Linked DNA regions of Homo sapiens: region 2 is linked to region 1. A link is a loop called in an ENCODE intact Hi-C map of the cell type or tissue named here. Cell type or tissue: gastrocnemius medialis. All regions are shown on one strand. Links, peaks and the distances in the headings refer to the core of each region. The heading gives the core; the rest is flanking DNA. Region 1 overlaps MR1 (major histocompatibility complex, class I-related). Region 2 has its middle 25 kb from the start of IER5.

What was found. Hi-C counts contacts between places; a loop is a spot of excess contacts. Peaks named below come from ENCODE experiments on the same cell type or tissue, not always from the same donor. Only the 100,000 strongest peaks of a DNase experiment are listed, where the experiment ranks them.
Region 2: a loop joins it to region 1, with 6 times the contacts of the local background. A loop is called at or near these places in 2 of 110 quality-filtered maps.

The regions. Positions count from the first base shown.
Region 1 is chr1:181,058,133-181,066,545 of GRCh38, forward strand. MR1 (major histocompatibility complex, class I-related) reads left to right here. Exons shown (of 6, transcript NM_001385161.1): 6 at 1-3,806. Among named protein-coding and RNA genes, the nearest start is that of IER5, 26 kb to the right of the region's middle. RefSeq lists enhancers at 3,896-4,025, 4,666-4,715. In gastrocnemius medialis, for the core only: no CTCF peak of the experiment used is centred there; DNase peaks (open chromatin) are centred at 3,027, 4,289 and 4,859; H3K4me3 peaks cover 1,124 bases; H3K27ac peaks cover 4,872 bases.
Region 2 is chr1:181,109,201-181,117,613 of GRCh38, forward strand. No RefSeq gene overlaps it. Among named protein-coding and RNA genes, the nearest start is that of IER5, 25 kb to the left of the region's middle. RefSeq lists an enhancer at 2,621-3,820. In gastrocnemius medialis, for the core only: no CTCF peak of the experiment used is centred there; DNase peaks (open chromatin) are centred at 1,335, 2,594, 3,471 and 4,251; H3K27ac peaks cover 3,238 bases.

The DNA of each region.
Region 1 (8,413 bases), core at 353-8,352:
ATGGTTGTTGAGTACAGATGCTCAGTAATCATAACCTATGAAATATTTGACACCATGATCTAAACATTAAAAACAAATAACTGTGCTATTGCCACAGCTATGTTTTGGCTTTGAATTTTCTTTACTGAATATTTTGGATCAAGAACACTAGATGAGAAACCTGTTCAACTCTGTTCTTTTTTTTTTTTTTAACTCCACTGTATTTATTACCTGTTTTTGTTTTTTTTGTTTGTTTGTTTTTGATGTGCATATAGACCAAGATGTGGTAAATTTAAATGGCAGATGTTTTTGATGTGGTACATTTAAGGGAGAGAAAGCAGTTTAAAGAGCAGGGTGAAAAATCCAACAAGACTCCATCGAGAGTTTCTGAGCTCTCCCATCAGGGGCCAGTCCTCCTTTCCTCTCTCCTCTTACTCCCATGATTTCCAAGTTGTGATCCTTTCCTTATTTCTGAGGAATGACTTGGTTTCTCCTCTTCTTTTTTTGGCCTGAGAGAAGATGTTTTTGCACTTGTAGCTATGAGGAACAGATTGTCCACTAGGGAGGCCAGCTGATCATTTTCTGCCAGAGTCACACAGAGCAGTCACACCTTATTTTGAAAACCACTGTCTGGGGTCTTTGTCCTCACATATGCAGGTCTAGTGTCCCCACAAAGTGATCAGATGGATATATAAAGTGGAGTGCCAATGTATTAATTTACTGTGAGAAACACAATTGCTAAGTGGGTCAGATATCTGTCTCAGCTGGTCAGTACACCTTCCAGCAGGAAAATCTACATAAGAACAACTAAATCACAATCTGTAGAGTGCTTGATGACCCCAGAATTGGTGCAAGGGGACACATTCTTGCTTGTTAGCACCTGCTCTCTGGAGTTTGCTATTTTCTCACACACAGTGTATTAGTTCACAGAATGTTCTCCAAGGAGGACAGGGGGCTTTGCCCATAGCCATGTGCTGTGGGCAGCAGAGCTAGGAAGAAGCACAGGCATCTCCCAGCCCAGGTGTTTCCCACTTAACTGCATTGCCCTTTTCATCTTTTTTTTTTCCCCAATAGCTTCAGGACATTCAGTACATTGTGCTTTTTAGAGGTTGATGATTCCACTGCCTGAGCTGCCTTCACCTCTCTTTCTTTGGAAATTGCCATCTTTGAGCATTGTATGTCTCTGTAACATCTCTGCATCTCCTTTTCACTCTGGCCTCCCTTTCTCCATTGTCCTTCTAGCTTCTGGTTGCCCCAAACCCCACAGACTGTGTAACAAAACCCAAAACCTATTGGTTTAAAACAATACCCATTTTATTTTCTTTCATAGTTTCTATGGGTCAGGAATTTGGATATGGCTTGGGTAAGCAGTTCTGGCTTCTCATGGAGTTGGAGGCAAGTGGTGGCTGGAACAGAAATGGGGCAGCCAGGGGTGGTGGCCAGGCATCAGCTACATCTCCTCCATGTAGTCTCAGGAACTCTCCATGTAATCTCTCTGTGTGGGTTGGGCTTCCTCACAACATGGTGGCCTCAGGGCAGTCACTGCTTACATGGCAGCTAGCTTCCCTCAGAGTGAGTATCCCAAGAGATCACAGTCAAAGTGCATAGCATTTATATAATCTAATCTTGGAAGTCACAAAATGTCATTCTTGTGATACTCTCATTGGTGAAGAAGTCATAAAATCCTGCTCAGGTTCAAAAAGAGGGTGTATAGAACCCAACACTCAATAGGAAGATTGTCAGAGTTACATTGTAAGAAGAGCATGTAGTTGGGAGATATCATTGTGGCCATTTTGGGAAAGATGCAACATGTCACAATGTCATGTTCTCCATCGTCTCCCCGTTCCACCTTGTACTGGTTTCCAAGGGTAGTCGTTTAAAAGTACCACAAAAACTGGGTGGCTTGGAACAACAGAAATTTATTGTTTCACAGTTCTGGAGGCCAGAAGTTCAAAATGAAGTGTTGGCAGAAACATGCTGCCTCTAAAGGGACTGGGAAAGGATCTGTTCCAGGCTTCCCTCCTATCTTCTGGTTGTTCCTTGCCTTCTGGCTGCGTAACTCTAGTCTTCATTTGGTGTTCTCCCTGCATGCATGGCTTTGTGTCCAAATTTCCTTTTTTCATGAGGCCATCAGTCATACTGGATTAGGGACCCACTCTACTACTGCAGGATGACCTCACCTTCCCAAATTACATCTGCAACAACCCTATTTCCAAAGAAGGCCACATTCTGAGGTACTGGGGGTTATAACTTCAACATGAATTTTTTGGAGGAAACAATTCAACTCCTAACACATCTCTACCCAACCTCTGTAGGTTCCCTCAATCCACCAAAATTTTTTGGCTCCACTGGATTATCTAGCAGTTAGGAAACCAAGATCATTAAATGAATTCACCGCAACTACAGTGAGACTGACTACCTTAGCTTACCTCTGTGAAAGGAGTTAAGCCAAAGGAATCTGTGGAATTTTGGAGAGTTTGGGAGCATTTGGGGGCAGGAGGCAAATGTTCTTCCTTTAAATCACAACACTTAGTTCTCTTCCATTTATAAGACTCACCCCTCCATCCCAACCCCTGCACCACAGGACAAGGAAGTGTTCTTGGTCTTCAACTTTCATCCCTGATGGTGAAAGCAGTTGCTCCTGACCTATTTGCCCACCAGCTTCTCCTCTGGAGCCTGAGGCTTCTGATGCCTGCCTGGCTGGTTCTCAGTAAGAAGGTCAAGTTCAACCAGAGGGGAGATGCTGATGCCTTTCAGTACTTAAATATGAGTTCAGACCCTGGGGCCTGGACATAAGATTTGGGGTCCCCTGGATATAAGATTTCTGAAAACACTCAGACTGTGGAGACCCCTGCTGAGGGAGAAGCCCCAAACTGTGGCTTCAGGGGAATGCACCAAGGCTCTCATTGAGGCCACCTTCTCCAACAAGCTCCCCTCCTGCTTCCCCATGGCTGGCATGGCTGAGGAAAAAGGACACTGAGCACAGCCCGTGCATGAGCGGCTTGCCATGCAACAGGATAAAACCCATAATGCCACTCAGCAAGCCTTGGTTGTAAATCTAGTTTGATTACATTTGTAATCAAATGATGGCCATTTGTTCTGTTTCTGGTTTGTGAACCAACTGAAGACATAAGCAGGGCCTCAGCTAACCCACAAATAGCACATGTGTGCAAACTGGAAAAATGAACCCTTCTTCTGGGAGGACGCCAGCCCAGGCCAGGTCACCCGGCTTGGCCAGCAGAACACAGAGTAGATTTTGGTCCCGTTTGTTCCCCAGTGGGGTATCTATCCTTGTGCAGGGCACAAGCCTACATGGTGGCTCTGGTCATATCATTAGAAAATAGACAGAAATGGGCTGCACACCAGAATGAATGAATTGAATTGAAAGGGAGGAGTGATGGTGGAAAAAAAAACAAGTCAATTCATTTAGACTGGTAGAACCAGAACCACTGTGTAGTACATCCAAACGGTTAAAATTCCCTGGAAGATGTTACATAATCCTATCATGGTGTTTATTTATGGAAATCTATTTTAAAAATTTTATGTAATACTGCACAGTCTGTTTGCATGATGCCTTGTACGTAGTAGCAACTCAGTAAATACTTTTTGAATGAACTAGTATAGTATTTTAATTAGCTAGTCTTCATGTACTGGTACAAAAGAACAGTGTCATCTTACAGCTGAAGTCATAGAGGGGAAATATCCCACTCAAGATCATATAACATTCCAGGTACTCAGGATGAATGGTTTGAGGACTGGTCTGAATTCTTCAAAGGTTTCAGCTGTATTAACATTCTCCATCTAATAAACTTTATCTTGTCATTGCATTGTCTGTGAGATTAGTGATCTGAAACATTCCATCAATACCCCCACCCCACCCAACACATACATATTAAAGACAAAGATAGAATTCGGAGGTTCTTATGGGAGGTACTGTTTTTCTCGAAGGCTATGAGAAGAGGTGCTGAGAAATGAGTTCTCAGCCATCTTGGGGGCCCAAATATCTGAAACCTTCCAGAAATGTAACTAGTCTGAATTTGCTTTTCTGTCACCATTTGGGTATTTGGTTAATGAAAGTTCTTAACATGCAAATTCCACCCACTCTTACCAATGCCCTGAGCTGGGAAGCACCCTGAGCACTCTTACCACACCCTGAGCTGTTGCTTTTCCTCTCCGCCTTGCCCCCACTCCGTGTTGGCTGCACCAGCAGAGGCTTCTGCATTTGCCCCTGGGCGGGAGTTGGGTATGAAGGTCTGGGCCAGAAGGTTCTGAGTCCCTAAGCTGAGCTGCTGGGTGGCAGCTGGAAGGTCAGGCTGGCTGAAGCCCTGGCGAGGTGACACTGGGTCTGAGGCAGGTGCAGTGGCAGCGGCCAGACCTCTGAGGACACAAATGGGCTAGAGTGTGGGAACAACCGGGGAAACAACCCGGGGGTGGGAAGGGAGTAGGAAGGGGGGAAACAGCTTCTGAGAGGAGGCTACAGGATGAAATGGGAAGCCACGAAAATAAGGAAGTGAAACCAAGGGAGAAATAAGAGTGCCACCCAAGCCGAGGCCGTCCTGGCCTTTCTTCCTTTCTGAGGCATCAGCGCAGATTCTAAGTTTACTTGAACTAACCGAAAGCTCTGTTGTTTTCTGAGCAACATCACAGTGGCATAAATAGAGAATTCCTGGAACACACTGGCAAGACACACGCTCTAGAAGGTGACAATTCTGGGGAAATCTGAAGGGCTGGAATAATAAAAAGTCAAACATTTGGCATCCCATCAGCTGCTGAAACACAACCCTCTCACGTACTTTAAAATACCCAACACATGCACTCTGCATATTACTCACGAAACAGCTACGAATGCACAGTCCCTGTGTTACACACAACAGGAAGTTGCCAAACCAGATGTAACCCACCAAGGCCGAGCACATGGGCAGCCCTTCACCTTACTGTTAAAAGACTGAATGGTCATTGGTCCCTGAGGATCCCTGAAGAAGACAGGCAAGCTGTTCTAATCCAATTTAGGTCTTTGCAACTGAAATTGAGATCAAATTTCAAAGATCTGTAAACTAGTGCAGCTTCACAGACTTGAAATTAGTCTACAAGATGACATGTTTCTGGGCCTAATGATGACATTTTTAGAGACTGCCCCCAGCCACAAGGAATTATTCGTTTTTTCTGTGTGGCATGGTATACACCATATTTTCATTCAAGCCACAGAGTTTTTTTTACCCCAGTTTCTTATTAATAATCTGCCACAAATACTGATATTTAAATCAAATTCTTATGGCCTTCATTAGTTAATCAACCATTCATGAAATATATGCGCCATAAGGCCTGACACTTCAGTGCCTGGCACATAGTAGGCACTCAGTACATATGCATATTGACAAAATGAACTGCTGCTCCTACAAGCCAGACTCTGTAGGCAACACAGCACAATGATGTTCTGAAAATTAGCAAGTACAAAAATGGCCCAGACATATGCTTATAGAAAAATCAAGCTCACATCACAGAAAATAATTTTAGAGATTGTAATCTAGAATGCATTTCTATAAAACAGTCCCTGGGTTTTCTGCTAACAGAAGAAATACAACTCTGGCTGGGGGCACGGTAGCTTACACCTGTAATCCCAGCACTTTGGGAGGCCAAGGCGGGCAGATCACTTGAGGTCAGGAGTTCGAGACCAGCCTGGGCAACATGGTGAAACCCCGTCTCTACTAAAAATACAAAAAAATTAGCTGGGTGTGGTTGCTGGTGCCTATAATCCCAGCTACTTGGGAGGGTGAGGCAGGAGAATCACTTGAACCTGGGAGGCAGAGGTTGCAGTGAGCCAAGATTGCACCATTGCACTCCAGCCTGGGCGACAAGAGCGAAACTCTGTCTCAAAAAAAAAAAAAAAAAAAAAAAAAAAAGAAAAGAAAGAAAGAAATACAACTCTGACAGTGAGCTTTCATAGTAATACTGAAGACACAGGTTGAATAAAACTTTCAAGTGAGATGGGAGGGCCTGCACATAAATATGCCATGAAACAAAGGACATGGGGAGGATGAAGGGCTCAGCACTGCCTCCTTCCCTGCAGCCGCTGGGCTGGGCTAAGAGGACCCATAGGCAGTGGCGATGGCGACAGCAAGGAACTCAGAGATGTTCAGTGAGACAGAGGAACTTCTAATCCTCTAGTTTCCTTTTGTCTTCCTGATAGCCTATCCTCAGAGAAATAATTCCCTTACTAAACGCCTAAGTGCTTTTCAGCTCTGCCACTCAACTGACACTTAGCTATTCTGTGTTGGTATTTATCTGTTTCTGCTCGGCTTATCTCCCTGGCTGGACTATAAACCCCTTAAGGGCACAATGTGAATTCTGTGTCCTTCACTTAGTATCAGGGTGATCTTAAGTTGTTTAACTTCTCTGAGCCTCATTTTTATAAAACCCGGGGCTAGTCAATACCTGTCTTCCAGTGTCAAAGTGGGGATTAAAGGAGATGTGTGTGTGCAAGCATATTGCAAAGAAATGGCATCTGGGATGTGTCTTCCTCTACGTGCTCTCCAGGGACTGCTCCCCATGTCCCATATAATCGCAGCCACCATTTATGGGTGCTTACTATGCACTGGGTACTTCACATATATTACTTCTATTCCTCATAACAACGTTGGCAGCAGGTATTATTATTATTATTTTGTTGAAGTTCAGATAAATTGTATTTCTTGACAAGGTTATATAGTTAATAAGTGGCAGAGGCATGATTCAGACTCAAGACACTGTCTTGAGTCTGGGCACTGTCCTATCTGCACACAGGGCACTGTCCTATCTGCACACAGTAGGCCCACTCCATCAATGCCTGACCAAAACTGTGAGGTGTCATCCACTTAAAACTATTGAGGACTAAACTCTGATTTTTTTATCTTGCCCAAATTCTTATCTAAGGGGACTGGGGAGTCATGCTCTATAAATCATAAATTCTCATCAGATGGGTTTTATTTAACCCTACATATCATGATTTATTTTCCAACTTGACTCTGACATAACATTACCAGACAAAGAAGAAAATCAAAATATTTTAACCTGGCCAGGCGTGGTGGCTCACGCCTGAATCCCAGCACTTTGGGAGGCCGAGGCAGGCGGATCACAAGGTCAGGAGTTCAAGACCACCCTGGCCAACATGGTGAAACCCTGTCTCTACTAAAAATACAAAAATTAGCTGAGCATAGTGGTGTGTGCCTATAATCCCAGCTACTTGGGAGGCTGAGGCAGGAGAATTGCTTGAACCGGGACCCAGGAGGCAGAGGTTGCAGTGAGCCGAGATCGCGTCACTGCACTCCAGCCTGGGCTACAGAGGAAGACTCCGTCTCAAAAAAAAAAAACCCACAAAAATTAGATGGGCGCAGTGGCAGTCACCTGTAATCCCAGCTACTCGGGAGGCTGAGGCAGGAGAATCACTTGAACCCAGCGGAGGCAGAGGTTGCAATGAGCCGAGATCACGCCACTGCACGCCACTGCACGCCAGCCTGGGTGACACAGTGAGACTCCATCTCAAAAAAACATATATATATATGATATGTAATATATTTAATATTAATTTAAATATATCAATTTTAATGTAATTTAAATATTAATATTAATTTAAATATATATATATTTTAAACCTCAAAACATGTTTCTTTGCCTTATTTTGAATTGGCCCTGCAAAGCTGTTCTTTGTCAGGGGAAATTTGCATCTGTAAAGAATCTCTATTAACATAGCTAGATCTTTTTCTTCCAGACCCTCCCAATCCTAAAAAGATTAACTAAGATCTGAATAGGAAACATTTGTCCCCTATTGTCTTTAAGCCACTGTAAGACTTAAAAAGAACTTTGGTCTCCACAATCTTTATCTTAACCTGAACATTCCCTTTCTATCTATCCCAGGTCTTTAGGCAAACTCAACCAATTGTCAACCAGAAAATGTTTAAATTCACCTATAGCCTGGAAGCCCCCACTTTGAGTTGTTCAGTCTTTCTGGACCAAACCAATGTATTTTTTAAATGCATTCGATTGATGTCTCATGCCCCCCTCAAATATATAAAACCAAGCTGCTCCCTGACCACCTTGGGCACATGTTCTCAGGACCTCCTGGGCCATGGTCACTCACTCACATTTGGCTCAGAATAAATCTCTTCAAATATTTTACAGAGTTCGATTCTTTTCGCCGACACTATGTTCTGTACTTAATCTTGGGAACAAAGGAGTTCAAACATCTGTGCAATGAATCAAAAATTAATAAAGGCCCTGATAAATTTAGGAAAGTTTGAATCTTTTTCCTCTGACTTTGATGATGTGACTTAAAGGCTGAACAAGGCCTAAAGGGCCAAATGAAGCAAGTTACCACACATTTCATGGACATGTCAGTGAAACCCGTGGATAACATTCGCTACTTGTTGATTCTTAGTATATGGAGATGCTGGTGCATAAA
Region 2 (8,413 bases), core at 381-8,380, 51 kb after region 1:
ATCCCCATCAGCAGCCCCCTGGGAAGAGTCCAGGTATCTGTAGGGACTCTCAGGACTTGTAAGCCAGAGAGAGCTGTGGGGAGGGGGTGGAGGTGACCACTGCAGAATGGTGAATGTCTGGGGAAATGAATGTGTCCCTTTCAAGGATTCTGATTGGCTCAGTTGTTCAGGGGAGCAACTCAGGAATCAGTTTCATTAGACTCCTTAGCATCTTCAGGGATGCAAACCTCTGCTTTGTTGGTTTATGTCTGTGTGTGTCCTGGAATAACCTCCCTCTACCACAGCTGTGGACACTCTCAGAATCCTATGCCCAGAATGTCCTTCAGGGGATCATTTCTTGTAGCTTGGGAAGGACCTGGGTGTGATTTGAAGGGTCTCAGGAGGAGGGGCAGGCACTCACATGCCCCTAACCATGTCTCCTACTAGCCTGTAGCTTCTTTGGGGACATTGGTCTAGTTTTGAGGCATGATTTTGGGTACCCATTGAAATGCAAATGCTGCCTCTGCACTCCTGATGACTGTGTGCTGTAAGTTGCAGAGCAGCAGGCACAGAAAAGGGCCACCCAGCACAGACCAAGAGCCTGAAGGAATGGGATCTGGGACCAGGGAATGATGGGGATGGGGACAGGTCCAGGGAGGAAAAAAACAAATAAACATGGGGGTTAGGGTTAGAAGCCTTCTTTGCTGTCTGCGCTTCATCTCTGGTGAGCTTGAAGGACTCTGGAGCTGCCCCCGGGTCCTGGCTTGCAGGATAGAGGTGCTCAGCCATCTCTGAACCATAGGGCCTGTGGACCTGACTCTGTGGCCTGGGATATCTGGGAACCTCCGTGAGGTAGATGGGGGCTGGAGTGAGATTTTATTCTACCTTGAATATGAGAATAGGAAGGCTACTTCTGGGAGTTTTGCTCCTGTCTGCATTCAGATCACCTCAGCTTTCTTTGCTTTGAAGAATGAACAGAAGCCAGGGGCTCCATTTGATAAGGGCTCTGCGGGGGAATTGTGGGATGTGGTTGTGAGCTGCAGGGAGCCCTTCTCCTGCCCAGATGATGGATGTGACAACCCTCTGCAAGAGAGGCAGCCAGATGCCAGTTGCTTTTCTGGTGTTAGCTCTCACTGGTGGGGTTCAGCTAGAAAGCCCTGGCAGGTATCATATGCAAACCAAATGAGGGCCAGAGGCACCTGGCCTGAACCCAGGGTCCTCAATGCCAGACACCTGGGAGTTCCCCTGCAAAGGGTAAGGCAGTGGAGGGGAGGGGCTGAGCTGGAAGCTGAAAGAGATGGGGCAGAGGATGGACTCTTCAGCCCCAGAGGAACTGGTCTTAAGCCTGTTGCACTAGTCAGAGTGACCAAGAGGGAGCCCCCATGCCCGCGTGCATAATCAAGTTCTGAGAGCTGAGTGATTAACGTGTAACTCTGGCAACTCAGATCTGGCCATTTTTGGTTACTCCAAGGCCACTGAGCCTTCCTCCTGAGGTTCCCTGCATTTCCCATCTCCACCTGTCAACCTCTGTGTTGGACTGTTTGGTTTTATCTGCATCCTTAGCTGACACGTTCAAGAGCTAATTGAGCTTAGAGGGTGAAAAGAGGCTCACCTTCACTTTCAGGATTAAATTCAAATTCTCCAGTACTAGATATTCAAGCCTTTGTGGTCCATTCCCTGCCTACTTTTACTGCCTCATCTTTTGACACCATCCCACATGCATGGCACCTTCTAGTCCAAACACATGGAGGTGTTTGTAGTTTTCCAGAGGATGGTCTACTGTCATTCTGCTGTGTCTTTGCCCATGCTGTTCACTCTCCCTGGAGCATATCCTTCCCTTCTCCCAATCCAGAGATGCCTGGCTCTTCCTATGAGGCCTTTGAAAGAACTTGTGGCTCGTCTTTTCCAGAGTTACTTTCCCGATGCCCCATGTCTCCCCATTCTGGGGTAAGAGGTCCCTTCTCTGTTCTCCCAGTCAACCCAGTCACGGCAGTTATCTATTAGATTGTGATCATTTGCTCCTTTGTCTTCCTTTTTTTCGGGGGTTGGGGGGATGGAGTTTCACTCTTGTTGCCGAGATTGGAGTGCAGTGGCGTGATCTTGGCTCACTGCAAGCTCTGCCTCCCAGGTTCAAGCGATTCTCCTGCCTCAGCCTCCCAAGTAGCTGGGATTACAGGCATGTGCCATCATGCCAAGCTAATTTTTGTATTTTTAGTAGAGATGGGGTTTTGCCATGTTGGTCAAGCTGGTCTTGAGCTGACCTCAGGTGATCCACCCGCCTCAGCCTCCCAAAGTGTCGGTATTACAGGTGTGAGCCACTGTGCCTGGCCAAGCTCCTTTGTCTTCCTAAGAAACAAACAATTTCTTCTGGGGTTTCTCAGTGCTTAGCACTGTGCCTGATACAGAATCATCACTTGTTTATTTGTTTAGTTGCCAGTTGTCCGTGTCCTCCCCACCCCCACTAGAATTTAAGCTCCATGAGAGCAAAGATCTTGTCTTCTTCATTCACTGCTAAACCCCAATGTCTAGCACATAGTGGGCCTGCCATAAATATTTGTTGAATGAATGCATGGAAGTCATGAGCTGTGATTCACATTTGGATCCTCCCCTGAGTGCCCCAGTGACCTCGTGTAAGTTCCTCAGTATACTTAGGATGGTGTGCGTGTGTGTGGGGAGTTGTGGTGGGACCTGTGTTTAGTGCACAGCCTTATGGACCACTTCAAGTCTTCTCTGTCTGAAATCTTCCAGCCTCTGCTCCTGTGGCCAGTTCTGTGCAGGATTCCCAGCTTTGTGCATGTACAACTCAGAAGTATGGAGGAGTTCGTACCTTGTGGATGAATGCTTCCCCCCATTCTTTTCCCGGTGGATCATCTTAAGATGAGTTTCAGTTTCCTCAGACGGTCTTGCAGGGTTGCAGGGTTGGTTACCAGTTGATCCTTAGCCATAGACAGCTTCATAATGAATCCTATTGACTCTCTGTCCCCTGTTTCTGCCTCCTGGGATTATATTCCCAAACGCACTACTTGCACGTAAGCCTTTGTCTCAGGTTCTGCTTTTCGGGGGAACTCAGGTGAAGACAATCAGGTTCCACTCTTGGCTCTGCTACTAACTAGTTCTATTTTTGGGTAAAACCATTTCACCTGTCTGCTTCTGTTTCTTCAGCTGAAAAATGAATATCATTGCCTACCACACAAGGTTTTTTGTAATATTTGATAATTCAATATATGTGAGAATGTCCGATTCAGTCCCTGCATATAGCAGGCATTCACTAAAGGTTTCTTTCTTTTCTTCCCTCGCATTGCTCTAAAAAGGCAGGTCTGGGAAGCCTGCTTGGCCTGTTGGCCTCCTGGCTGGTGAGGCCTTGTGAACAAATGCTGCTGAACATGATATCTGCTCTGGTGGGAAAGCCAAGCCAGAGGAGCAAAGGGTGACTAGGCCAGATGACTCAGGGGTTTGGCAACTGGATCATTCTCTTCAGAGCATTCTGTAAACATTGGTCAATGGAATCTTGCAACATGCCTGACAGGTGGGAGGCGGGCAGGAGCAAGGGTGTGGAGGATGTGGAGGCAGGGAGGAGGCCAAACATGTTGCTCACAGGGGCCGAGGGCAGCATGTTTAAGATGCTCCTGCAGCATGCTGGTAGGAAATGTTTTCAATGGGGGAGAGGATGGGGTGGTGACTTCTCAAGTTCTATTTCTGTCCCCTGCTTCTTTCCTGTCAACCCCATGGCCTTTCCCGGGTGGCGTCTTGTTGCTGCAGAGAAAAAATCTTCATGCACCCCATGTCCAAAGTAGCTTACAGCCCATAGCCATGAAAAGTGAGAGTACAATTTCTGGCCTTCCTATGGGAGATGAGAGAGGGATTTGGGGGAAGGGGAGCTGCCTGGCTCCCCCTTTATTTATATATGATATACCTCCTCAGCCCACAGGTAAGGCTGGTTCTAGGCACATTAAGCCCATTGGCTCCTGGGAAGATCCTTGGGAAATGACTCAGAAGGGCTGGGTCAGCTTTCATGGTGTTTTATCTTTGAGCAGTGAGACCTCTGCTTCCCACCCTCCCTGGCAGCCTCGGCAGCCAGCTGGGGACAGTCATGCTCGCTGATTTGCAGAGGGATTCTCTTTCTCTCTGCAGCCTCCACCACCCCAAGATGAGCACGGGAAGGGGAGGTTGGTGCCAGGGTGAATGGTTGGGTGCCTCCCCCTCCACAGAGGTGGTCCATCTCCCAGAACCACCCTCCTGCACCTCCCGATGGACTAGATTCCTGCCCTGTTGGAAATCTGGCAGACATCTGGCTTTGACTGGGCCTTCTGAAGTAGCCCGGGAGGGGAAAGAGGCAATTGTCAGCAGATGATAGCCGCAGCTGGTGCTGTGCCTTTGTATCCACAGCCCCTCCACCTCCCTGTCCCTGCCCTGCTCCTTCCTTTTGGTGGCAGCCCAAGGCCTGCTCCCACCTGGCTAGCAAGTCCCTGAACTCCTTACATGCCCACCGTCAGGTCTCTGTGCCTTGTGGTCAGTTGCATTTAGAGACCTGAGGCTCCTCTCACTGCAGCCCCCCGCGGACCTCCCTTCCCTGCCCCCTAGCCAGCTACTGGCTGTGCAGGCACAAGCAGAGCAATCTGAAGAGCTGGGAACTTTCTCTGGAGGGAAGTGGCTGAGAGGGGTGGGGAGAGAGAGTGAAAACTGAAAGGGAGACCGGCAGTGAGAGAATTGTGGCCTAAATTGCCAGGACCAATCATCTCTAGGCGCCCAATTCCCAATTTGTTACATTCATCTGGGGATGAGCATTGAAATAGTCACACGTATATATTGCTTGCATATGCAGACATTCAGTGTGCAGTAAGTCCTCAGCTAACGTGATCGATGGGTTCTTGGAAACTGTGACTTTAAGCAAAATGACATATTGAAATCAATTTTACCACAGACTAATTGATATAAACAAGAGTTAAGTTCCTATGGAATATTTCTGGTCACAAAAATATCACGAAACTTTTTCTTTTCTTTTTTCTTTTTTTGAGACAGGGTCTCACTCTGTCTTCCAGGCTGGAGTGCAGTGGCAGGATCATTGCTCACTGCAGCCTCTGTCTCCTGGGCTCAGGTGATCCTCCCACCTCAGCCTCCCAAGTAGCTGGGACCACAGGGGCATGCCACCCTGACCAGCTAATTTTTTTGGTATGTTTTGTAGAGATGAGTTTCACCATGTTGCCCAGGCTGGTCTCGAACTCCTGGGCTCAAGGGATCCACCTGCCTTGGCCTCCCAAAGTGCTGGGATTACAGGCATAAGCCACTGTGCCTGGCCATCACTAAACTTCTTAATAAAGACTCAAAACATTTCTAATATTAAACACTGAAATAAATGTGAGCTATGCATACATTTAAGAAAGATTAATAAAAATAAGATAATTATTAACCTGCTTTCCAGTTTAGGGTTGAAGCCTATCCCAGCAGCTCAGGGCACAAAGTAGGAACTGACCCTGGAGAGGCCGCCATTCCATTGCAGGGCACACTCACATCCCCACTCGCTCAGACTCGGATCATGGAGACATGCCAATTCACCCAACACGTGCATCTTTGGGATGTGGGAGGACACCAGAGTACACGGAGAAAGCCAGGAGGAGCTGCTGTAGCTGGCTGGCCAAATTTGGTCACACTCATCCTCAGCCCCAACCCTCCTTTCCAGCTATCTGATCCTCCCATACTCCAGGCCCACGGTCCACCGAGTGTATGAATTGTGTCCTTTATCACAGTGGTTTTCAAAGTGTGGTTCCTGGACCAGCAGCATCAGTATCTCTTGAGGACTTGAAATGCAAATTACCGGCCCATCCCAGACCTGCTGAGTCAGAAACTTTGAGAATAGGGCTCAGCAATCTGCTCATCAAGCCCTCCAAGTGATTCTGATGCTCTCTAAGGTGTGAGAACCACTCTTTCTCATGATGTTTGCAAGAATCTGAGCAAAGAATACTTTGTCCAGGGCAGAGAGGCCAAGGCTAGCAGTGGGTAATTGCTCTAACAAGCCAGACTTCCTGGTGAACACCCTACAGCTTGCAACAGGTGCTAGAGGGTCCCACTCACTAACAACTACAACAGAGGCATCCAGAAATGCTGAGCGGACAGTTCTCACCGACATCTCTCCTAACTGGGAGTGGGATTCAACAGAGGTAGAAACGCTCTTCCCCAAAAATGTGGTGAAGCTGGGGAAGAAAGGGGCAGTGAAAAGAGAAAGAGAAATAAGGAAAGAATACGGGAAAAGCTGGGCATGGTGGCTCACGCCTGTAATCACAGCACTTTGGGAGGCCAAGGCAGGCCGATCACTTGAGGTCAGGAGTTCAAGACCAGCCAGGAACCAGTGACTTGCAAGAGGAAACATGTTAGCTCAGCATTAAAATGCAGTGTTGGTTCTGACTTGGTGTCCACATCTTTTCTCTGAAGGGGCCTCTGTGACAGTATTATTTGGTTAGCTAGGTTTTTCTGAGTAACAAGGCTGAATTTTTGGAGGCAAGGAGTATAGTAGAAGGAGCATTGGATAAGGAGTCAGCAAACATGAACTCTTCTACCCACTTTTAACATATCTTTCTCAACTTAATGGGACTTTTTCTGGCCAGTTTCCCAACCTGTGCAGCTAGAGTAATATTATTAACTCCATTTACCTGAAAACAATGCTTTGAGGATAGGATAAGAACCCTGTTGTAAAAACTTTTGGGAAAGTTAAAAGTGTTTAGTATCTAGTCCTACAATACTAGTTTTTGTTGTTGTTGTTTCTTTTTTTGAGACAGGGTCTCCATCTGTTTCCCAGGCCAGAGTGCAGTGACGTGACCATAGCTCACTGCAGACTCGATCTCCCAGACTCAAGCAATCCTCCCACCTCAGCCTCCCAAGTAGCTGGGACTACAGGCACACGCCAATATGCCTGGCTAACTTTAAAACTTTTCATAGAGGCTGGGCGTGGTGGCTCACGCCTGTAATACCAGCACTTGGGGAGGCTGAGATGGGCGGTTCACTTGAGGTCAGGAATTTGAGACCAGCCTAGACAATAGCAAAAGCCTGTGTCTACTGAATATACAAAAGTTAGCTGGGCGTGGTGGCTGGTGCCTGTAATCCTAGCTACTCAGGAGGCTGAGGCACAAGAATCGCTTGAACCCGGGAGGTGGAAGGAGGATGCAGTGAATTGAGATCACACCACTGCACTCCAGCCTGGGCAATAGAGTGAGACTTCATCCTGAAAAACAAAAAAACCAAAATCTTTTTATAGCGACAGTGTCTCATTATGTTGCTCAGGCTGGTCTTGAACTCCTGGGCTCAAGCGATCCGCCTGTCTCAGCCTCCCAAGTGCTGGGATTACAGGCATGAGCCACTGCACCCAGGCGTTTTTTTTTTTTTTTTTTTTTTTTTTTTGACAGGGTCTTGATCTGTCACCCAGGCTAGAATGCAGTGGTATGCTCACAGCTCACTGCACTGGGCTTGACCTCCTGAGCTCAAGTGATCCTCCCACCTCAGCCCCCTATAGCTGGGACTACAGGTCATGCCACCATGCCCAGCTAATTTTTTTGGTATTTTTTGTAGAGATGGGGTGTCGACATGTTGGCTAGGCTGGTCCTGAACTCCTGTGCTCAAGGGATATGCCCACCTCAGCCTCCCAAACTGTGGAGCCAACATGCCCCACCGATTTTTTAAAAATAATCTTCTCTGTGGCCTGAACCCAAAGGGCAATCAGAGTCAAAGGGCAGGTTCATATGTTGGAAATAACAGTTGAGCAAGGACAGGATGTCTGAGCTCTGATTTCAGTTTTGCCACTAACTAGCAGTGTGATTGTACATCAACTGCCTTTCTCTCTGGGCCTTAGTTTCCCCGTCTATAAAATGGGGATGTTAGATTAGATCATGTCTAATGCCACACTAAGATTTAACAGTCTGGAAGTCTATGACTTTAATTAGTTATCATGGTCTTGATTTCTAGGCAGGCTATCATACTCTGGCCTTTGTGTCATGGAGGGAGAGAAGCCAAAGAAAAGAGATGGTGTGCATCAGAATATTGTTGCTAGATCCAGGATGCAGGACATGGGGGATGGAGACTGAAGGCAGAGCTGGAAGGCTGTCATTCTCAGACAATTTTCTGGAAGTCTGGGTGCTTTTTTCACCCATGAAGCTCGGGTTGGCAGCTCATAAACCAGGGAGTTCCCAGGAGAGAGAAGCTAGTGGGCTGGCTTTATAGACTCCTATGCCACCTCTCTCCTTGGCTTCATGACACTGGATATTTGAATTCCAATTGTCCCCTTCTGGAGACCAGCAGGGGTGGAGGGTAGGGAGCTTAACCTTTCAGCTCCACATCTATGCCTTGTCCTTAGCCTGGCCTTGAGAGAGCTGCTCAGAAAGAAGGGCGGTGAGCAGGCCACTGGCTTTAGGAAGGAAAGAGAAAAAGCCCAGCATGCTCTTAGAAGACC